2 separate regions of the Homo sapiens genome follow, and region 1 is linked to region 2. A link is an interaction called in ENCODE POLR2A ChIA-PET data of the cell type or tissue named here. Cell type or tissue: Panc1. All regions are shown on one strand. Each heading gives the region's core, and the rest is flanking DNA. Links, peaks and the distances in the headings are about the cores only. Region 1 has its middle 9.2 kb from the start of SOX4. Region 2 overlaps CASC15 (cancer susceptibility 15).

What was found. Peaks named below come from ENCODE experiments on the same cell type or tissue, not always from the same donor. Only the 100,000 strongest peaks of a DNase experiment are listed, where the experiment ranks them.
Region 1: POLR2A ChIA-PET joins it to region 2 with 9 read pairs; 11 of 35 experiments call an interaction of 5 or more read pairs at or near these places.

What each region holds. Positions count from the first base shown.
Region 1 is chr6:21,600,236-21,605,619 of GRCh38, forward strand. It overlaps the pseudogene BOLA2P3. Among named protein-coding and RNA genes, the nearest start is that of SOX4, 9.2 kb to the left of the region's middle. In Panc1, for the core only: no CTCF peak of the experiment used is centred there; no DNase peak of the experiment used is centred there; H3K27ac peaks cover 1,754 bases.
Region 2 is chr6:21,790,114-21,795,497 of GRCh38, forward strand. The region is part of intron 3 of CASC15 (cancer susceptibility 15); the gene reads left to right. Among named protein-coding and RNA genes, the nearest start is that of CASC15, 130 kb to the left of the region's middle. In Panc1, for the core only: no CTCF peak of the experiment used is centred there; no DNase peak of the experiment used is centred there; H3K27ac peaks cover 2,354 bases.

The DNA of each region.
Region 1 (5,384 bases), core at 105-5,104, 190 kb before region 2:
TCTGAGTCTGTTTTCATTCGTAAGGGATACTTACTTGTTAGGTGGTACAAGGCATCCTAAACCTGCGAAACCAAACAGTTTAGTGTGATTTTTTTCTTACAGATAATTTGGATCAATAGAAAAGAGTAAGTTTCAGATTTTCTTTTAAGAATATCCAGCAATTGCTTCTGGCCCTGTGTTCCATCACAAATGTGAATCAGTGATACTTGCTTAAGCAAGTTTTGTCAATTCCTAGTTGAATTCCTTTAAGTGCCAAGAAAAAAAATAAAAAGCATGTAAGCTGAGAGGGTGGGCCCAGCTCCTGGGAAGGCTTTTAGGGTTTGTGTTTACCCTGCTTTTGAGGGTACTAGGGGAGCTAAGGGATTCTGAGGAAAGCAAGAAAGCAAAGGGTTAAATGGACATCAACATTTACCAAGGGTTTCCTGTGTTTGTAGGGTACACACAAATTAGAAGACATGGTCTGGGGAATACTATGGGTCAGAATGCTTAATCATGAATTTAAAACAAATTCAGGGATCCCAAGGAAGTATTTGAAAAGAGAGAAATGTTTAAAAAAAAATTTTTTTTTTTTAAGAATACAAACCCATCTGGCCGGGCGCGGTGGCTCACGCCTGTAATCCCAGCACTTTGGGAGGCCAAGGCGGGCGGATCACTTGAGGTCAGGAGTTTGAAACCAGCCTGGCCAATATAGCGAAACCTCCTCTCTACTAAAACTACAAAAATTAGTTGAGCGTAGTGGTGCACGCCTGTAATCCCAGCTACTCGGGAGGCTTAGGTAGGAGAATCTCTTGAAGCCGGGAGGCTGAGGTTGCAGTGAGCCAAAATCGCATCAGTGCACTCTAGCCTGGGTGACAGAGTGAGATTCTGTCTCAAAAACAAACAAAAAAATACAAACCCATCTACCCATTTGGATTTCTCAGAGTGTAAGGTTGGTATGCTTTATTTCTCTTTCTGGTGGTTTTTGTTTTGTGCCTCCTCCTGGCACCCCTCCTATTAAGGCCTACAAAATACCTCTCTAACCCATATTCACTAGGGTTTACTCCTACCCCTCTGATTCTTCCTGAAAAATGATATCTCCATACGCATTTCTCAATTTTCACTATCATTTGAAAGCTAAAGTGGAGGGGTGGGAAGAAAGCATCTCCAGACATCCGCATGGTGTTTCAGGCTCTGCCAAGTGTCTACCACCATTCCCCTGTGCCCAGGATAAAGTGCAGAATTCACATGCTGCTCTTCAAGGCCCTGCACAAAAGGGTTTTAAGCCCAACTTTCCAGTTCTTCCAAATTGCAGTATAACCAAACTGCTCTTTCCTGATAGACTGGAATTCTTGAAGGACAGAAACTAGGCATTGAATACTTCTTGCATTCCCCAGTTTGCTTTCCCTGCTTCTTTTCACATAATAAATGCTAAATTCTTATTTCTTGACTTTACATGGTTTCCATGGGTTCCTAAGAGCTTCCAACAGGCATTTGCATTTTATGCTGCTTGTGGTAAGCGCCAGCGCCGGATTGCATGAAAACCTGGATTAGAATGCTGCCTCTGAGACCAACAAGCTGGAGGACCTTGGACAGATTTCTCAGCCTTTTTAAGTTTCCGTGTTTTAAATCGTCATATAGAAAGAGAGCTATCTAATGTAGACAGCTGTGTTGGGAATAGAGTGCAGCGGCACGTGTGTGACATGTCGTAATGCCTGGCCTACCCCATGGGCTCGGTGAATGCTAGAACCTGACCTCATGGGTGGTTCTAAAAAGCTAATGTGTGTAAAGCCTAACACAGTGCCAGCAACACAGAAGATGCTTTAAATTCTAAAAATGGGGAGCAAAGCAGCGTGGCCGGGGTCCGAGCTGGGGTTCTGTCCCCACTGGGCTGTCGCCCCAGCTGGACTACCACCATGGAACTCAGGGCCGAATACCTCAGGGAGAAGCTGCAGCGGGACCTGGCGGCGGAGCATGTGGCGGTGGAGGACAACACGACCCTCAACCATTGCGCCTGTAGCTTCTGGCGGTGTCGGCCAAGTTCGAGGGGAAGCCGCTGCTTCAGAGACACCGCCTGGTGAACGCGTGCCTAGCAGAAGCGCTCCTGCGTATCCATGCCTTTGAACAGAAAACCCTAATCCCAGAGCAGTGGGCCCGTGAGCGGCAGAAATGAGGGACTGGGACCTGCACAGCCATTAAATTACAAATCTGGAAAAAAAAATTTCTAAAAATAAATCTCCTGAATCAATGTTTCTCAGTCTGCTACACGAATCCCCAGCATCAGAATTACCTGGAGATTCTTGTTAAGGGTAGCGATTATACAGATCGCCAGCCACCGTCAGACTGTGGGGATGGGGCCTTAATGAGCCCCCCATAGATTTCCAGTGCTCACTGAAGTTTGGAAATCAGTACCCTCACTGTATTTTAGCATATTCTCACAATAAGTATGCAGGCGAGGGATTATGACGCCCTCATTGTTTTAACATGGAGAAATTGAGTTGAGAATGGCCCAATGGCTGATCTGAGGTCACAAGATCAGAAGTGCCAGAAAGGGTATTGGAACTCTATCTCCTGAGCCCTAGAATCAGCCTAGAACTTATTTCTCTAAATAGATGTCTTCTCCATTTCTACCCAAGGCTTGGTCCCTTGGCAAAAATTGGCAGTCCCTGCACTTCCCTCAGCCCTCTGACTCCTATCCATTTTCTCAAGGATGCCCTTCCACCATCCTTGTTAAAAGTTTAAGTTTGGGCCGGGCGCCCGTCGCTGGTGCCTGTAATCCCAGCCCCTAGGGAGGCGAGGCAGGGGGATCACCTGAGGTCAGGAGTTTGAGACCAGCCTGACCAACATGGTGAAATCCCGTCTCCATTAAAAATACAAAAAAATTAGCTGAGTGTAGTGGCACATGCCTTTAATCCCAGCTACCCAGGAGGCTAAGGCAGGAGAATCGCTTGAACCTGGGAGACAGAAGTTGCAGTGAGCCAAGACTGTGCTATTGCACTCCAGCCTGGGCAACAAGAGTGAAAATCCATCTCAAAAAAAAAAAAAAAAGTGTAAGTTTAAGTAATTAGCCAAGTTAATGTGTGTGTGTGTGTGTGTGTGTGTGTGTGTATTCCAGTTAAACAAATGTGTGCTAAAAGATGAACCCAGGGACTGATTTTTGGTAGAAGTATCCAAGGCAGAGAACAGAAATAATATAAATATAGTGCCTGGAACTTCTGCTTTGTTGTTTAAAAGGCAGAGCTTCCAGCAAGTGAGAAAATTGGAAATTATTCAGAGCACACTCAGCCTTTATAGAGAGGGCTATCGTCTACCCATTATATCCTAATGAGATTGACCGTTGGCTACAGTTAACTTGAAGGGTTTTATGGTTTCCTGCATGTGTTGTTTTCCTTCTCTATGTTAAAAAGAAGAAAAAAAAAAACTCTCACATCACTAAACGGTATTTCCCAGGGGGATGTCTGACTAGGCTGCTGCATTTTGGTTTGGGCCTTAGTTAACAATGGACCTCTATGTGTGTATGTTTGTGGATACAGGTGATAATAAATTTAGCCCATTTTATTTTCTTTTGACAGTTTCAATTCAGGGCAGTTGGTTTATGGGGTACCGCCAAACAAGCCAGGCCTAAGTCAAGTCATGGCAGGAAGTTTCTTGTAGGGCCTTCCTTTACCCTGCAGATTTTTTGTTGAAGGACAAAGTTCTAAGTCATTTGTGGACCAATATACACAGCTGCTTTGCATCATACGTAAGACATTCTAAGGGTATTCCATTTGAGTGTTTTTTTTAAAGGGCAGGACATTAAGAAACAAATGAAATATCATTTACTTAGCCCACTTACTTCTTTAGATATTTTTCCAAATACATAATTCTTTGGATTAGTTTTTAAACACATAATGAATGTGCTATTTCCTGACATAACATGCAGTTGAAAGGCAAGTGAAAACACTATTATCCTTAGTAGGTAGGCTCTCTCCAGGCAGTGAATGCCCAGCAGTGTAGGGCGATGGTTGGCTAATACATGTGATGCATGTAACTGCTTTTATAAGAGCTAAGCAGAAGGAGCCTGTTGAATGATCAGTTAGCTCCCGTTGTATATGTGGTTAATTGTTACTTTCTTTCCTACCGGCCCCTGCCCTAACTTCCTCAGATCAACACCTAAAGCCTGTGAAAATAGTCTCTTCTGGAACCCCTGACCTTCAGTCTCTGCCCCTGCTTTCTCTCTTCCCATTCCCACACTTTCTATGTGGACCTTTTATCTCTCCTGTTTGCCAATCCCCCTCAGACTTTGAATAATTTATCTGAAGTTCCTGGGAAGTTGTGGGGCTGTCTGTAGTCTCAAAATACACTGCACTTTGTTCCTTCTCTAGGCCGAGGTAGGTCCAAAAGCCTGTCTTTGAAAGAGGTGGTACTAAGTACATTGAGGGATTTACTAACAGTTTTAATTTTTTGGATGAGCACCCAATGAATCCAAAAGCTGGAGGAAAGAAAAAATAAGGGGCAAAAGATGAAGGTGAATACTACTTTGTAATTCTGATATCTCCCAAAGAATGTCAAGTAAATTAAGGGAACACTGATTAAGATTTCCAGTTCCTATTGTTATAACAATGTATTTTATACATGTCTTTTCAAATACATGAGAGTTTTCCTTGAGTAGTTACTAGAAGTGGAAAGTGCTGGATCTTAGTCTTATAGACATAGGCTTTTGACAGTTTCCGTACCCTGGAGCTGGTTAGGCGTAAAGTGGTTTGAGGAGAGAAAAACTAGTGATATGTCTAAATGAACACAGGTTAAAAAGTAAACCAAACTTTGAAACAATCATTTTAACCCCCGGAGAAGGTGAATAGATTATTTTAATATGTAAGCAGATACATCTGCAAATCATACTGAGATGATTTTTCTATCCCAAGTGTCTGATAACATATATGAATAGAAAAGCGAACAATTACAGAAACAGCCTTGACACTGACATGGTGACAAAGTATGGGGATTTTAGTACTTCCGAAATAAACATCAGAACAGAGATCAACTCTCTTCGGTCTTTTTCTTCTTCCATTAGAACTCATCAGGCTGATTCCCATTTCTGCATTACTAGCCTTACTTTTTTTTTTGCTAGGCTCTGTGATGCAAGGAACAGAATCACTCAAGTAACCTGAAATCATGGGGCTTTATTACAAAGAGACACGGGGCTTTATTACAAAGAAACACAAGACTACAAGGGAACTGAAAATGTCATGGTAGTTCTGGGAGAAATAGTGTTCAAGATCCACGGCAGCTCTGGAGAGATTAAGTGGTTACCAATTTAGCATTAAGATTATGCAGATAATTAATATTGCTCAGGTATTCTCTTAGTATTCCTGTGTGTGTTGATTTTCTCCCAATACCAAATCTTGCTTCTGTTCTCCATATTTTGT
Region 2 (5,384 bases), core at 106-5,105:
GAGTTGAACAATGAGAACACATGAGAGGGGAACATCACACTCCGGGGCCTGTCCGGTGGGGTGGGGGTAGGGGAGGGATAGCATTAGGAGAAACACCTAATGTAGATGACAGGTTGATGGGTGCAGCAAACCACCATGGCACGTGTATACCTGTGTAACAAACCTGCACGTTCTGCACACGTACCCCAGAACTTAAAGTATAATAAAAAAAAAAATAAAGTTTTTATCTTCCCAACCTGAAACTCTGTACCCATTAAACACTAACTCTTCATTCTTCCCTCCCCTCAGCCCCTGGCTACCACCATTCCACTTTCTGTGTCTATGAATTTGACTGCTCTAGGTACCTCATGTAAGTGGAATCATGCGGTATTTTTCTTCTTGTGACTGATTTTTTCCACTTAGCGTAATGTCTTCAAAATTCATCCATGTTTTGGCATATGTCAGAATTTCCTTCCTTTGTAAGGCTGAATAATATTCCATTGTATGTATATATCACATTTTGTTTATTCATTCATCTGTTGATGGACACGGGTTACTTCCACCTGTTGGCTATTGTGAATACCTCTATGAACATGGGTATGTAAATATCTGGTCAAGTCCCCATGAAAAGTGTCTTTGTGATTAATTATTATTATTTTTTGAGACAGAGTTTTGCTCTTGTTGCCCAGGCTGGAGTGCAATGGCACAATCTCGGCTCACTGCAACCTCTGCCTCCTGGGTTCAAGTGATTCTCCTGCCTCAGCCTCCCAAGTAGCTGGGATTACAGGCTTGTGCCACCACACCTGGCTAATTTTGTATTTTTTTAATAGATATGAGGTTTCACCATGTTGGTCAGACTGGTCTGGAACTCCTAACCTCAAGTGATCCACCCATCTCAGCCTCCCAAAGTGCTGGGATCATAGGTGTGAATCACTGCGCCCAGCTGTCTTTGTGATTAAGTAAAACACCCTGATGCTGATTTAGATACCGATTTAGCAACTTTAAATATTATGGTATTAATAATAACCATTAATTAATAATAAAGCTTTTTATGTAAAGTGATTGGAATGAGTTTGTCAGGTATGAGTTATAAAGGCCTCCAGAAGCATATGGGGAAGTTAAACACATGGCAATGAGAACTCTTTTAAGAATGCACCTGGCTGGATACCATGACCTGCTTAAGATCTGTGTTTTAGAATCGTCATTGAAAAGAAATGTTGCAGCCAGGCACAATGGCTCATCCCTGTAATCCCAGCACTTTGGGAGGCCGAGGTGGGCAGATCACTTAAGGCCAGGAATTCAAGACCAGCCTGGCCAAGATGGTAAAACCCCCTCTCTACTAAAAATACAAAAATTAGCTGGACGTGGTGGTGGGCACCTGTGATCCCAGCTACTCAGGAGGCTGAGGCAGGAGAATCACTTAAACCCGGGAAGCGGAGTTTGCAGTGAGCCGAGATCACGCCACTGCACCTCAGCCTGGGTAAGAAAGTGAGACTCTGTCTCAAAAAAAAAAAAAGAAAAGAAAAGTTGCTGCATGACAGACATCTGGAAAAGTTAAACTATAAAATGACTTGCAAAATTAACATCCTCTGGTTAACCAAAATCCTCAAAGCAGAGGGCAATCTGGTGTTTGGGATGTGAGTCCTCTCCTCTAGAGGGTCAGGCTTATCGCTTGGAAAGCAGATTAGCACTGCTAGCACACACCACCTAAAGATACGCTTCCCATCCTCACATTCTTGGTGTTTTCAGTGTTTCGTCTTATCTGTTGTATTCTTTCAAATTCCTTAAGCTTAACCACAGACAAGCTCCTTCTTGGAGTTAACACTATTTATCAAGTATATACCGTATGACCAAGCTATATATTACTGCTAGCTGATGTTTATTCATACTTGGCCCATGTTAGGCACTGTTCAGAAGCCCTTTACATGTGTTGTAAGTTATTTAATTATTCCTTATCTCTGTTTGTTTGATATCAGCAAAACTTCATTTTACAAATGATGAAAACGAGACACAGAGAAGTTATCTTGTTCAAGGACATAGGAATTGGCAAAGCCAGAACTTGACCCCAGGGGTCTGACTTCAGACCATGTATCTTTTTCTTTTCTTGTTTTCTTTTTCTTAGAGACAGGGTCTCGCTGTGTTGCCCAGGCTGGAGTGCAGAGCAATCTTGGCTCACTGTAGCCTCAAACTTCTGGGCTCAAGATATCCTCTTGCCTCAGCCTCCCGAGTAGGTGTGTGCCACCACACCTAGCTAATTTTTTTTTTAAATAATTTTTTTGTAGACATGGGGTCTTGCTATGTTGTCCAGGCTGGCCTTGAACTCCTGACCTCGAGCAGTCCTCCTGCCTTGGCCTCCCAAAGTGTTGGAATTATAGGCACGAGCCACTGCACCTGGCCCCCATTTACCTTTGACTGCCATGGCATGCTGACCTGCATTTTACTGTTGATCAAACTTATGAAAACACTCTCTAGAGGATGAATTCTCTTTCTTTCTTTCTTTCTTTCCTTCCTTCCTTCCTTCCTTCCTTCCTTCCTTCCTTCCTTCCTTCCTTCTTTTTCTTTCTTTCTTTCTTTTTTTTTTTGAGACAGAGACTCACTCTGTCACCCAGGCTGGAGAGCAGTGGCATGATCTTGGCCCACTGCAAACTTTGCCTCCTGGGTTCAAGTGATTCTTCTGCCTCAGCCTTCTGAGTAGCTGAGATTACAGCTGTGTGTCATCACACCCGGCTAATTTTTTATGTATTTTTTGTAGAGACGGGGCTTCACCATTTTGGCCAGGCTGGTCTCGAACTCCTGACCTCAAATGATCTGCCCGCTTAGGCCTCCCAAAGTGCTGGGATTACAGGCGTGAGCCACCGTGCCTGGCCTCTAGAGGACAAATCTTTTTAAGGTAAATAACAGAGCTTTTAAAGTCAGGAGTTCTCTGTGTCTCTCTAGGAACCCATGCTGTATTAAATGGCCACAAAGTAGTTTGGAAGTTTAGCATCAAAGGACTAAGGTTTCTTCTGAACACAGTGCCCTTTATTCCACTTTTTAAGGTAAACACACTTCAAAGAAAAGGAAATTTTAAAAAGCCATGCTTTTTTAAGGAATGTAATATATTTTTTAGAACGGTATTATCACTCTTTATGAATTCATATTTGGCAAAGAATTTTCTGGAAATATTAGGAATCAGCCTTACTCAGAAATTTGGTGTTAAAGGTTTGTAAAGAATATCTACTTATGCCCATTCATAATTAACAGGGATTCTTCTTTTTCTTTTAAGGTTAAAAAAATTTTTCTTTTTAATTATTTCAGCTTTATTCAGGTTGAATAAGGGCATTCCAGCCAAGCAAAGTAAGGTGAGGGGTGAGAGGGGTTTCAGGCGGAGAAAAAAAACACGTAAAAGGACACCAAGTTGTAGCATGGTCTGGCCAGCGAACTTTAAATAGGAGGGAAGTCCATTATCATGGAAGGAGCAGGGGCTTCGGGAAAGGTTTAAAAAATTAATTATTCTTGAGTTTTGGTTTTACCCTCTGTGAAAAGAGGTAATTGTTGCTCTTTTGAGGATTAGAAATAATTTTATGTTTGTTTTTTGCTTTTGTTTTTTTTTTTTGAGGCAAGGTCTCACTCTTGTCACCCAGGCTGGAGTGCAGTGGTGCGATCACAGCTCACTGCAGCCTCAAACTCCCAGGCTGACACAATCCTCCTGCCTCAGCTTCCCAAGTAATGAGGACTACAGGCATATGCCACCATGCTCAGCTAATTTTTAAAATTTTTTTGTAGAGATGGTGTCTTGGCTATGTTGCCCGGGTTGGTCTAGAACTCCTGGCCTTATGCAATCCTCCCACTTCGGCCTCCCATATTATTGGGATTATATCAGTACAGGTTTGAGCCACTGTGCCTGGCCAGATAATGTATTTAAGTTGTTCAGCAAAGGACCTGACACGCAGGTTTCCACATTGATATTATCATTATGTTGCTATCAGTTTTTTCTTTTTGACTTTTGATTTGTTTTCCTGAATAATATTACATTACATGGTTCAAAACCCAAAAAGTGTAATGTTCTCTCTTTCGTCTTTGTGCCTCATCTGTCAAGTCCCTTCTTCCCTGTCCCTGCAGGTAACCACTGTCCTGTTTCTGATGTAGCCTGCATTGTCCACTGATGCTCTGTGGGAATATGAGTATCTCTTCTGTATTTCCTGCTTTTACACAAAAGGTAGCATATTGTACGCATGCTTCAGTGTCTTCCTTTTGGTTTTCACTTAACTATACATCTTAGAAATCTTCCCATATCAGTTTATAAGGGGCTTCCTCTTATAAGCGCCATATATATATACACACATATATATATACACACATATATAAATATATATATACATACACATATATAATATATATACACATATATATATACACACATATATAAATATATATATATACATATATATGTGTGTGTGTGTATATATATATATATATATTTTTTTTTTTTTTTTTTTTTTTGGACAGAGTCTCACTCTGTTGCTCAGGCTGGAGTGCAGTGGCGCGATCTTGGCTCACTGCAACATCCGCCTCCCAGGTTCAAGCGATTCTCCCGCCTCAGCCTTCCAAGTAACTGGGATTACAGGTGTCCGCCACTGTGCCCAGCTAATTTATTTTTATATTTTAAGATTCAGGTGGCCAGGCACAGTGGCTCATGCCTGTAATCCCAGCACTTTGGGAGGCCGAGATGGGGAGATAACCTGAGGTCAGGAGTTCAAGACCATCCTGGCCGAGGTGGTGAAACCTCGTCTCTACCAAAATAAAATAAAATAATTAGCCAGGCATGGTGGCTGACACCTGTAATCCCAGCTACTTGGGAGGCTGAGGCAGGAGAATTTCTTGAACCTGGGAGGCCGAGGTTGCAGTGAACCAAGATCATGCCATTGCACTTCAGCCTGGGAGACAAGAACAAAACTCTTGTCTCAAAAAAAAAAAAAGATTCACAGGTAGTTGCAGTATAGTCCAGACAGTTCCCATGTGCCTTCACTCAGCATCCACCAATGTAACACCTTACATAACCTTAGTACATAGTCAAAACTAGGAAATTGGCTGGGTGTGGTGGCTCACGCCTGTAATCCTAGCACTTTGGGAGGCCGAGGCGGGCGGATTGCCTGAGTTCAGGAGTTCGAGAACAGCCTGGGCAACACGGTGAAACCCCGTCTCTAATAAAATACAAAAAATTAGCTGGGCGTGGTGGCATGTGCCTGTAGTCTCAGCTACTCAGGAGGCTGAGGTAGGAGAATTGCTTGAACCCAGGAGGCAGAGGTTGCAGTGAGCCGAGATCATGCCACTGCACTCCACCTTGGGTGACAGAGCGAGACTCCATCTCAAAACAAAAAAATAAACAAAAACAAAACAAAAAAAAAACCACTAGGAAATTGACA